2 separate regions of the Homo sapiens genome follow, and region 1 is linked to region 2. The links are chromatin loops, found by intact Hi-C in ENCODE. Cell type or tissue: heart right ventricle. All regions are shown on one strand. Each heading gives the region's core, and the rest is flanking DNA. Links, peaks and the distances in the headings are about the cores only. Region 1 has its middle 25 kb from the start of MVB12B. Region 2 overlaps MVB12B (multivesicular body subunit 12B).

Region 1 (9,606 bases), core at 4,182-6,681, 180 kb before region 2:
CTCCTCCCACATCTGGTTACCCCATTTCTGACTCCCGCTCCAACCCTGCCATCCCACACCCTACCCCAGATCCTTCCCCATCCTTCCCGCCCACACTGCCTCTGGAATGGGGTTGGGATTCAGCAAGGCTCTGGGAAGAGAGAGGAAGGTATCTGTTGTTCATATTCCTTATAAATTATTTCAAAGCTGACCGGGCGCGGTGGCTCGTGCCTATAATCCCAGCACTTTGGGAGGCTGAGGCAGGCACTTGAGGTCAGAAGTTCGAGACCAACCTGGTCAACATGGTGAAACCCTGTCTCTATTAAAAATACAAAAATTAGCCGGACCAGGTGGTGGGGCCTGTAATCCCAGCTACTCGGGAGGCTGAGGCGGGAGAATCACTTGAACCTGGGAGTTGGAGATTGCAGTGAGCCAAGATCGTGCCACTGCACTCCAGCCTGGGCGACAGAGTAAGACCCTGTCTCAAAAAATAATAATAATGATTATTTCAAAGCTGAGAGGTTCCTGTTTTCTTTGGGTGGGGGGGGGCAAAAAAAAACAGGTGGGAATTTCAAAATCCACTTTATAAAACAGGTGGGAATTTCAAAATGACCTCATTAAAATGCCAGATATAGTATCAATCCATAGCTTGAGACACCAGAATAGTGGTCCCCCTTGTGCGAGGAGGGAGGATTGAGACTGGAGCAGGACACAGAGGGAGGGGGACTTCTGGGGGCGAGTGATGTGGTTTCTGGAGTTGGATGTTGGAAACACAGGTGTATTCGGTTGGTAAGATTCATCAAGCAATATATTTATTATTTGTGCACTTTTCGGTATCTATGCTATACTTCAATAAAAAGTTTTTCTGTAATGCTCTGTAGCCTGGGCAGATTGGACCCTCAGGGCAACAGAGCTGGCTGCTGGGTCCCTGTAGCAGTGGGGTCATGCCACGCTGGGGGCACGCCACCCTGGGGGCCTTCGGAAAAGCAGAGTCTGGTTCTCTGCTCCCAGGACGGTTTCATCCCAACGGGATGCTGACGAGGAGCCCCCACCCGCCCTCTGCTCAGCCACACACCCCATTGTCCTCTGGGACCTTGCCTTGGTGCCAGCTGCCTTTCCTACCCTAACAGCTGTATTTTTCAGGTACAATATGACAGGCTCAATCTATTCCTGTTATATATTTCCCAGTAAATGGACAAGGTGAAAACAGTGTCAGTTCAAATCACTATCATGACACTTAATTCTGATTTACTGTACCTTTTGCTGCAATCTTGAAAGTGCCTGCATCTGTGGTGAGCTGGATCGCCCAGCCAGGCCCCACGGGGTCGACGTTAAGATCAGCTTCAATAAAAGAATTTAGGGTAAGGCAGCCCCAGGTGGGTGGGGGGCAAGCTGGGGCCCAGAGGACCAGCCAGCGGAGACGCTGAAGCTGCTGCTCTTCCACACCTCCCTCCCTCGACTCTTTGTCCCCAGCCCTGTGTTTGCAGCAGCTGGGAAATTTATGGAGGCTCCATAAACGGGTTTTACAGACAGCTGTTAGAGCGTGCGGAGCAAGGCTTGGCTGTCGGGGGACCCAGTCGCAGGCTTACAGCCAAGACACTTAAATATTATGGCCCCACATATATAAAAAGTGTGCTGCGCACATCCTCAGCTGCCTCCCTCCTCCTGACCCAGGAGCACGGGGTCTGGCCAGAGAATAGCAATGCTCGCAGTTGCTGGCTCGGCAGAGACAGAATGCCCGCTGCAACCCCTTACCGCAGCCCCTGCAACCGCCACCGGGAAACTCTGGCAGGGCTGGGAGCAGAGAGATTCATCCAAACAGCAGTGCCAGCGCGTGCTGGCCCCCGCCTGCCCCTGCTCTCCGGGCCCACTGCGCCAGGCTCAGCTCACCAAGTTCTCTTAGCCTCACGGCCTTGCTCCAGCTGTTTCTACTGCCTTGAAAGCGCTCTTTCTTTCTCCCAATCCCCTAGCCTTTTCTTGGCCAATTCCTACCTACCCTTCCAGAACCCGGCCTAAATGGTGCTTTCTCAAAGGCACGGTCACCACCCTTCAGAGTCAGGTCTCCTCTTAGAAATGCTCATAGCCCCCCGGACTTCTTCATAACATTTATAACAATTGTAATTAAATAATTATTGGTGTCATTATCTGTTTAATATCTGTCTTCCCCACTGGACAATAAACTCCGTGAAAACAGGGACTCTATCTGAATTATCCCTACTGCCTTGTGCAGGGCCTGGCACTCAGTGAATATGTGATGAATGATGGCACGCCTGAATGAGTGAATACGCAGCGATGAATTCCACACAACCCTCAGACAGAACACAGCAAAATGTGCTCAGTTCCTAAGAGCAGGAGAAGGATTCCTCAAAGAGAAGGCACTCTACAAGGGGGAATCCAGACAGGCTTCCAGGAAGAGGCACCATCAGCCCTCATAGTATAAGTAAAGCGCTTTCATTCAGAAGCCCCAACCATGAAGCTTAAAATGTGAGACAGTGAGTGAGTCCTTTAGTCTCGGTGAGCCTCCGCTTCCCATCTTTAAAATGGGACTAATGATGGTTCCTACATCATATGGTTATTGTGAAGGTCAAATGTACTTAGCACAGCACATGTAATAAAAGTTCTTTAAACTATATCACTAGTAAATATAGCTGGAGCTTGGTAATGCCAGGCAATGGGAACAACATATATGAAGGTATTGATGAGGAGTAAAAATCATTCTCTGCTGCCTCGGAAGCCATGCCTTGTATCTCAGAAATTCAGCCTGAGCTATTTGACCAGGGGAGAGTGTCTGACCTGATAAGAGCCAGTGATAGGTGGCTGGTCAGGGACCTATGACCTAAGGCCAATGAGATTTCCTCTCATGGGTGATTGATTGAAGAGACATGAGAAGAATTGGCAGGAAGAGCAGAAACTGTAAGTTCCATGATGAAAATATCATGGCACAACAAAATAGAAATTAAGTAAGTGCAGGGGTCAGAGAGAGCCAGTCCAGCCCATCTCAAGCCTTATGATGGAAGTCTTATTTTTTTCTGTTGGAGGAGGCAGCATAGTAGTGCAATTAAATTCGACTTCTCGCTCACAAGCGTACAAGCTGTGTGACCTTGGACAGAATACTTAACCTCTCTGAGCTTCAATTTCCTTGTTTGTAACATAGGGATGATAAAAGCATTATCTCAGAAAGTTGTATGGATTCAATGAAATAATGTGGTGGACTATATTACCATTCACTGGTATCCTCACCAAGACCAACCAGCCTGGTTTCAAAGATATTGTGATTGCTTAAGACTTGGCACTACTCCAGGGCCTCTAATCTTTTGTGGATAGAAAACAGGCTGAGAGGCCGGGCGTGGTGGCTCATGCCTGTAATCCCAGAACTTTGGGAGGCCGAGGCAGGTGGATCACCTGAGGTCAGGGGTTCGAGACCAGCCTGGCCAACATGGTGAAACCCTGTCTCTACTAAAAATAAAAAATTAGCTGGGCGTGGTGGTGCGTGCCTGTAGTCCCAGCTACTCAGGAGGCTGAGGCAGTAGAATCGCTTGAACCCAGGAGGCAGAGGTTGCAGTGAGCTGAGATTGCGCCACTGCACTCTAGCCTGGGCAACAGAGTGAGACTCCGTCTCAAAAAAAAAGAAAAGAAAACAGGCTGAGAAATATGCCTAACCCGCAAACTGAATATATTCTCCAACATGGAGAAAGGATAGGTGGAGACTATGAAAATTGCCAATATTCAACCATTTTGGTTCACAAAAGCTGTCCCATAGAGTTCAACATTAGAAGAGGAAGGATCCCTCAGGATCCAAGAGCCCTGGAGAATGCAAGACTAGGGCATTCCTCCCGGGAGACAGAATCAGGACCTGATCAAGGAACATTCCCCGTGCCCAGTGAAGGAACCCTTTGAAATGTGGGTCCAGCCTGATTTCAGAATTTCTCCAGTGCTCTGACTGCCATGTGTCTCCCATTCTGGTCCCTTCGAATAGAAGTGTTTAACTGAGATTGCCCTGTTCCATTTCACCACAGCATATTGAGTCTGTGGGTGGGAGGTAGCCGGTCTTTTTGGTTCATAGATCTCTGAACCAAAATGAGCCAGTTATTTCCTCTCCCTAATGAGTTTCAACTTGATCACAAGATCACACAAGATCCTGGACTTTGGGCTTCAGCCTGAACTAGTGGCTGGATGGAACTTTGGATTGCTTGCCTGGAGGTGAACATGTTCTACATGTAGGAGGTAGAGGGAATTGAACATGTGGTGACCAGAAGAACAGGGCCAATCCAGATTTTTTTTGGCCACTAATGCCCTAGCCCATTGAAGTCAGTCTTCGCCACGTAACTCACTTTGACCAACAAAATGTGAGTAGAAGTGACATGTCACTCTAAGCAGAAACTGCTAGAGTCAATTTGTATTTGGCCACATTTTCACATTTTCTTTCCTACTAAAACAACAAACACAACCAGCAATGGTCCAGACAGAGAATGCTCCAGCGGCCTGGATTCTGGAAGAAAAAAAGTGAATTGCCAAACCCTAGCCAACTTGACCTGGACAGTAGCATGAGTGAGAAATAGACACTGTAAGATCCTGGGATTTTGTTACTGCAACATAGCTTGGCTTATCCTGACTGACCCAATCACTCAACACAGAGCCTGGCTCAAAATAGGTGTCATCACGACTTTTTTCCTATCTCTCGAAAGCCAGATAATCATATTAAAATTCCTGGAGACACACATAAAGTATGAGTTTGGTTTGGTAAATAATTAAATGGAACTAGAGTGAAGCCTACATGGAGGGGAGTAGTTAACAATAAAAGTGAGAAACTGAGGCTGGGTATGGTGGCTCATGCTTGTAATCCCAGCACTTTGGGAGGCTGAAGTGCGCTGACTGCTTGAGGCCAGAAGTTCGAGACCAGCTTAGGCAACAAAGTAACACTCTGTCTCTACAAAAAAAAAATATATATATATATATATATTATATATATATATATATATAAATTAGCTAGGAGAGGTGGCATGCACCTATAGTCCCAGGTACTGAGGAGGCTGAGGTGGGAGGATCACTTGAGTCCAGGAATTCAAGGCCACAGTGAGCTATGATCACACCATTGCACTCCAGCCTGGGCAACAGAGACAGGCCTCCTCTCTAGAAAATAAAAATAAAGCGAGAAACAGAGGCCAGATTATCAAGGACTTGCAATAGAAGCCATATGTTTGGCTGAACTTATTTTGTAAAGGGTACAAATAAAATCACCTTTACAATTCCAATGTTAATTTCCCTATCAGAAGAAAGAGTATCTTTCTTACCCTCTCACACCAAGTTAAATCTGAGATCCCCAACAGGAGTCAGTTGAGGTTACTGCTATCTCACAGAGAGGAGCAGAAAATCCAATCTGTCCACCAGAGGGAGGGCCTGTGTTCCTGGCTGCTGGCTTCTCTGCCTTTCAGTGTCACAGCTGAAAACAGACCCGCCCAAAACAAGCAGCATAAAAGAAACAATTGATAGACCTCCCCACGCTAAAATGTAACACTTCTAAATGACCTAAATGACCGCAGACACCATAAACAAGCTAAAAACAAGCTATAACCTGGGAGAAAATATTTGCAATTTATATAACAGATAAGGGATTAGCATCCAGAATATATAAAGAATTCTAGCAAATCAATAAGAAAAAGACAAATGGCCCAATAGAACACTCAGCAAATGATAAAAAACAGTCGATTTATAGAAAAGGAAATTCAAATGGCCAATAAACTTGAAGAATGTTCAATTTCACTAGTAATCAAGGAAATAAAACATTAAGTGACTTTGAACTATATTTCACTCATCAGATTGGAAAAAAGAAATTAAAGCATTAAAGCTTGATATGAAATGTTAGTGAGAGTGTGTGGAATTCGGGACTCTTGGATCCTGCTGGTCACAATGGAAATTCGTATCACCACTTTGAAGAACAAGAAATCCACTTGCCAGTATCTCCTCTGGAGATAATGTTTGCACATGTACACAAGGAGACCTCTGTGAGGGTTTTTACTGAAGTACTTTCCATAAGAATAAAAAACTGGAGACAGCCCAAATGTCTATCAACAGGGAATTTGCTCAATAAACCATAGCATGGCCCTACTATGAAGTATTATGCAACCATTTAAAAGAATGGGGTAAATCTATGACATCACCTGGAGAGATATTGTTGGGCAAATAAAGCAAGAGTCAAATACTTAGAGTAGTACCTTTTATGTAGAGACAAAGAGGACGAGAAAAACAGAAACACCCAAAGTAAGTTTTTAAAATTTTATATGAGTATGGATGCATAAAAAATACTTGAAACAATGATTCAAAAGGAAATACGAGTAGCAATCTCTGAGACTTCGGGAAAGGACTTTGTGTGGTGGTGGTGGTGGTGGTGGTGGTTATGGTTGAGAGAGTGGCAGGAAAGAATTAAAAGGGACTTGAGCTTTATCAATATTTTTGTATTTTTTACAGAAGACAAAAAGGAGAAAGTATTTATGAACTGCTTGTATAATTGAAAATTAATTATTCATAAAGAGAAAAACAGGCTGTCTGGCAGCTCGGTGAACCCCCTCCCACTGACAGAAAGACAGTGCAGAGCTAGGAGCACACACATCCCACCACTGATGGGGGACAGTCATTTTTCAGGGCACATGGAGGGAGAAACAGTGGGTTAGTCAGGACAACCTAACTGCTGTAAATAACAACACCAACATCTCAGTGCTTTAACACAAGTTTTTGTCTCACTCACTTCACAAGTTAATGCACAGTTGGGTGGAGGCTCTGTTCCACACAGTCACTTAGGGGCCCAGGCCCCTTCCATGTTATGGTTCTGTCATCTCATGGCGCTTTGCCTTTCAGGCCTAGAAGTAACCATACCTCACATTCTATTTGCCAGAACTGAGTCAAATGGTTTCACCTAACTGCGAAGGAGGCTGGGAAATGTAGTCTAGCTGGGTGCTAGGAAGAGGAAAATGGCTTGATGATCGTATAGCAGTCTCTGCTACACTCAGCCCTGGTGGCTCCAGCTTCTATTTACACAGTTGTTTTAGGACATATCCCAGCCTGGCTTCTCACAATAAAATGGCACAGGGACCTATCACCTATAAGCCATCTAAAAATTCAGGTCTTAAACGTAAACTGCCCAATTCTCCTTGCTTGGCACCCTGCAAGTAAATGCCTTCCTTTCTCCCACTACAAACCTTGGTGTGGATATCTGGTCCTACTGTGCCAGGCAAGGGCACCCCACATTGGTTTGGGAGTCACTCTACTCCCAACAGCCTCTCCCCCAACCTCCCTGCACCAAGCCATTTTCCCCAAGGCACCCTCAAGCTGTCAGTTTAGGAGGGGTTTCCAACTCTGACCATCCTCTAAGCCTAGACCCACCCTCTGTCCCCATCTCACTGTCTTGGTAGTGTAGCAAAAAGGAAATCCTTCCCCAATCCCCACGTCCAAATGAAATGCCCACCCTATTTGTATGCCCCGAAGACTACTTTCTCCAGGAGGAATGTTCACCTTTTGCTACACAGGGCTGGGGAATGCAAATTCCACTCAGAAGCAACAGGAAACTTGGAAAAAGTTCTGAGTAGGGCACTGATGTGACGAAATCCATGCCTCAGGAATTGGTGATGGGGCAGCAGTGAAGGGGTGAACCTGGTTTGGAGGTGATAACAGGGTCCTGCTGTGGTACTTGATGCGAAAGGATCACTTAGGCAAGTCTGGGGCATAGGAAGAAGACGAAGAAACACTCAGCTCTCCTCAAGATGTGTCCTTGTAGCTCCCAGCATCCGGAAATTAGGTCAGCTGAAGGGATGGACTTCCAGACACTGCCCAGTCTCTGACACAGGGCAGAGGAGCTAAGACAGGTGGGAGAAGCGCTTGGCAGAGGAGGGAGCCCTGGGTGAGCCCCCATTTTCTGAGAGGGAGCGGCTGGGCCATGGAACCAGAAGCAGTCCAGGGGAGGGGAAGCTGCATGCCAAGGCTATCTTGAGGGCAGGAATGTGGCCAGGGTGGGCAGGGCCAGGTTCATGAGTAGGTACCTGTGAAGTCATACCCAAGCTCCAGCAGGCCCTGAGCTTGGTTTAATGCTCTGCTGTGGCTGTTTTGAAATTCTTAGCAATTTTATCTTTGAACTGTGTTCTGTAAGTAAAGATAATAGGGGCAATGGAGCATGCTGTGAACAGAGTAGATAACATGCAAAATGCACATCCCTGTTCCCCGTTCTCAGTGGTTTCCATGCCCATGAGCACGGAATTCCAGTGGACCCACAATGAGTGGGAGTCCAATGACTGTCAAAGCAATCAGAAGGCAAGCGTGTTACTTCTGCGGCTAAGTGGGATGCTGAAAGCCCCAAGAGGCCACACTCCCTCTGCAAACCAGAACTTGCTTCAAACAGAAAGGAGGTGTTCTGAGAAACGTGAACTACCAAGCAACCCTAGCATATCCTTTCCTATCCATGATACTTCCCCGCATTAGCCAACCACTTAGCCAAAAACCACGATGGGAGCAAAGGAACAGATAGCACAACCGTCGTTCCTTTTCCTTTCAGACCTTCCGTACTCATCTATAAGCTGGAGGTAGACAGTGTTAGGAGAGTGTGAATATATCTAGAAGTGGAATAAAAGCAGGGAGTGAGTGTTGTGCAGTATTTCTACGTTCTGATGAGGACAAAATGCATATGTCTATGTGAGCTATGAAATACGTGTATTGGTGGCGGGCGCCTGTAATCCCAGCTACTCGGGAGGCCGAGGCGGGAGAATTGCTTGAACACGGGAGTCGGAGGTTGCATTGAGCAGAGATCTTGCCATTGAACTCCAGCCTGGGCAACAAGAGCGAAACTCCATCTCAAAAAAAAAAAAAAAAGAAATATGCGTATAACTTAGGTGATTCTGCACATGAGTTAAATGCTCTAATGTTTGCATTTAAAACTGACTTTGTAAAATACAGAGTAAAACTTGTACTAATAATTTGAAATTATGTGTTTTTTATTTTTACTTAGAGTGACATTACATAGCAAACTGAAACCATTATAAGTCAAGAGAGAGACCACTGAGGAAAGGAGAAAACTTTTTATTTTAATATTTTTTTGGTGGCACTTTTCTCCTGCTTTTTGAACAGGGGACTCATTTTCATTTTGGAACTGGGCCCTGCAAATTATGTTGCCAGCCCCAAGGCATTTTTTTTTTAAATGGAATCTCGCTCTATTACCCAGGCTGGAGTGCAGTGGCACAATTTCGGCTCACTGCAACCTCTGTCTCCCAGGTTCAAGTGATTCTCCTGCCTCAGCCTCCTGAGTAGCTGGGATTACAGGTGCCCACCATCATGCTCAGCTAATTTTTGTATTTTTAGTAGAGATGGGGTATCACCATGTTGGCCAGTCTGGTCTCGAACTGCTAACCTCAAGTGATAAGCCCCCTCAGCCTCCCAAAGTGCTGGGATTACATGGGTAAGCCACCGCGCCCAGGCTGGGAAAGCGTTTCGACTTGCTTTCTTCTTGACTGGGGATTTGAACTCTTCTGTAATCTGGCTCTATCTCTGATTCTGGTAGCAAATTGTCCCATGGTTTAGAGCTAGGCTTGAGCCAGGCTGCCTTGATTCAAGTCCCAGCTCAGCTTTTGCTGGCTGTGTGATCTCAGG
Region 2 (2,500 bases), core at 1-2,500:
TCCCTGCCAGCTGTGTCACCTTCATCCTGCTGCCAGCCCCTGGTGACTCTCCCGTTACAGATCAGAGACCAGACTCCAGGGGTGGAGAGTAGGGGTTCTGGACCAGCCGCTCTCTGCTCCTAGAGCTCTTGTCTACACAACTGCCTGGTGCTCAGGGGATGACGAGGCGCCTGCCTCTCTCAGTAGGTTGTGTGTCCTGGCAGCAGGGGTGGGACCTGTCCTCTTTCATAGCTCCAGCACATCTGTGCTGGATGTCACCTGGCTCCATCCAGTGACGGATTCATATTCTCTGTTTCGACATCTTCAGTTGCTGGACAACTAAATGCCATCTTCAATACCTTTAATGCCATCTTTTTTTTTCTTCTTTTGCAGCAATGGATGGTGTGCCTTTTATGATTTCAGAGAAGTTTTCTTGTGTTCCAGAAAGTGTAAGTTTTATGCATGATCGCCCTTCCCCTCTGCCACCCCCCAGCCTGAGGTCCCTCCATCCTGATTTACACAGCACGCAGGGCTGTTCTGGCAGTACTCACGCCCCTTCCCCTACCGGAATCTTGTCCGCCTGCGTGTCCTCTCTCCCACTGGAAGCTGAACCCTGCAACCCAGTGACAGGAACTCCTGAGGTTGGGGGGTGGGTCGTGTGCATCTCTGGCCCTATCAGCCAGTGCCCCATGTAGTAGGTGTTTGAGAAATGAAGAAAACAACAGCTGGGGGATGGGAAAGTAGCAAGAGGCTGTCAGACAAGCTCAGGTGCACTGAGCCTTTGCCATGCCGCACGTGATTAACCCGACCTGAGCTTCCCTGGTTGTGAATGTTCTTTGTCTCCCAAGTCCAACTTAGTAAGTTTTGTTCTTTCTTACTTAAGGATGACAATTTCCTGTAGAAAGGAGGCTGCCTCGTTTTCCCATTGTCATAGCTGCATTCTGCGCTCTGACACGGAGGCCGCCATGCAAATGTGGTGCCTCTAGCTGTGGTCTCCTGCCCATGCCAGTCCAGCATGGACCCAACCATCCACATCAGCACTCTCACGCAGGCCAGGCTCACGCCATCTTTTTATCAGAGGGACCGAGTGAGCTGGCCGGGACCAAAGGCCAACTTCAGACTGTGAGGGGCGGCCACCCTGCATGGCAGTGGGGTCTCTGCCTCTCACTGCTAGGGTCAGCCCTCCAATGGCGCCAGCCCCCAAGGTGGCAGTGGCCCCCTCCCAGCTGCGCAGGCTTGCCCCACGCTGGCTCAGCAAACCCGTTTCTGGTTTTGATCCTTTCTGCAGAAGTTGGCCTTGACTAGCTAATAAACATGAAGGCCCCAGCTTGGGCACAGCTAAAGAATCCTTTAGTGTTTTTCTTGGATCCAGCTTAAAACCACCCGGCTTGCGATTTGACCTGCTCTGTAGTTTCCATTTTCGTGAAATAGAATAGGCCTCCTCTGAACCCTTCTGGTAAGCAGCTTAATCTTGAAAAATGCTCGTGATGTGACATGCGGAGCTCCAGGAACTTCAGCCGACTCCACGGGGCCGCGTTGCCATGGCGACGCTGGCGCCTCTGCCGCCGTTCCCTGGGAGAGGCAGCTCTGTCCTGCTCACCAGCTCCAGTTGGGAGAATTTAGTGGGGTGGTTAGAGCCTAATGACACAGCAGCTGCACCTCTGCTGGGTCGCAGGCAGGCGGCCCCGCTCTCGCACCCCTCGTTTTGGCAGCACAGAGAGCACCACACTGTTCCGTGGCTACCGGCAGAGCAGCCGCGAGCGGAACGTGTGACTCGGTGGCCCCGTCCCAAGATCGCCCTCGCGAATGTGCTGCTGCCGGGCGCTGCCACCTCGGCCAGGGCTCCAAGGACACATACCCAGCCAGGCCCGGTGCCCTGCGCTCCCTGCTCTTCTCAGTGCAGCGCCCCGCAGCCCCACTACGGGGGCCGCCGCTTTTAATGGACGAGGGAATGAGGAAGGGATTTAACCCGCAGCTGCATCGCCAGGAGGCGCTGAGACTGGTTTTGAGTCTGGGTCCTCAGACTCCAGAGCTGGCCTCACAGGAAACCCCTGCTGGCTTCGCGGAGGCTCCAGCTCCCCTCCCATCCCTGAGCTGCCGCCCTTCAGGACCATGCGGGCCCTGGGGTTCTGTCGAAGGCCCTCAGGTTTAGCCTTGGCCCCAGGAGGCTGGGCCAGGGACCCTTCTGGGGAGCACAGAACACTCATGTGCCCAGTAGGGACTCAGACCAGGAGCCACATGGACTGGACGCCCTCTGCCCTCCGAGCCTCTGAGTCCAGGCTTCTATGGGCCTCTAGCTCACTCAACTGCCATGTGTATTTGATTTTTCATGCTGTCTGTTGAAAAGCCAGCATTTTTTTAAGTCTCCAATCTTCATGAAATTATAAAAACTCTCATTAAAATGCAATGTTATCATTTTTTCCACATCGATTTCTCAAATGATAATTGATGGGCAGTTGTTTCATTTACCTGGCATTTCCAAAGACCTGGAATCCCCCCAGCTCCTACCCTGGATTCCCCC

What was found. Hi-C counts contacts between places; a loop is a spot of excess contacts. Peaks named below come from ENCODE experiments on the same cell type or tissue, not always from the same donor. Only the 100,000 strongest peaks of a DNase experiment are listed, where the experiment ranks them.
Region 1: a loop joins it to region 2, with 3 times the contacts of the local background. A loop is called at or near these places in 85 of 110 quality-filtered maps.

Annotation. Positions count from the first base shown.
Region 1 is chr9:126,296,828-126,306,433 of GRCh38, forward strand. No RefSeq gene overlaps it. Among named protein-coding and RNA genes, the nearest start is that of MVB12B, 25 kb to the right of the region's middle. In heart right ventricle, for the core only: a CTCF peak has its summit at 5,357 (motif pointing right); a DNase peak (open chromatin) is centred at 5,384.
Region 2 is chr9:126,480,997-126,483,496 of GRCh38, forward strand. It overlaps MVB12B (multivesicular body subunit 12B), which reads left to right. Exons shown (of 10, transcript NM_033446.3): 8 at 373-428. Among named protein-coding and RNA genes, the nearest start is that of NRON, 72 kb to the left of the region's middle. RefSeq lists a silencer at 1,374-1,668. In heart right ventricle, for the core only: no CTCF peak of the experiment used is centred there; a DNase peak (open chromatin) is centred at 1,549.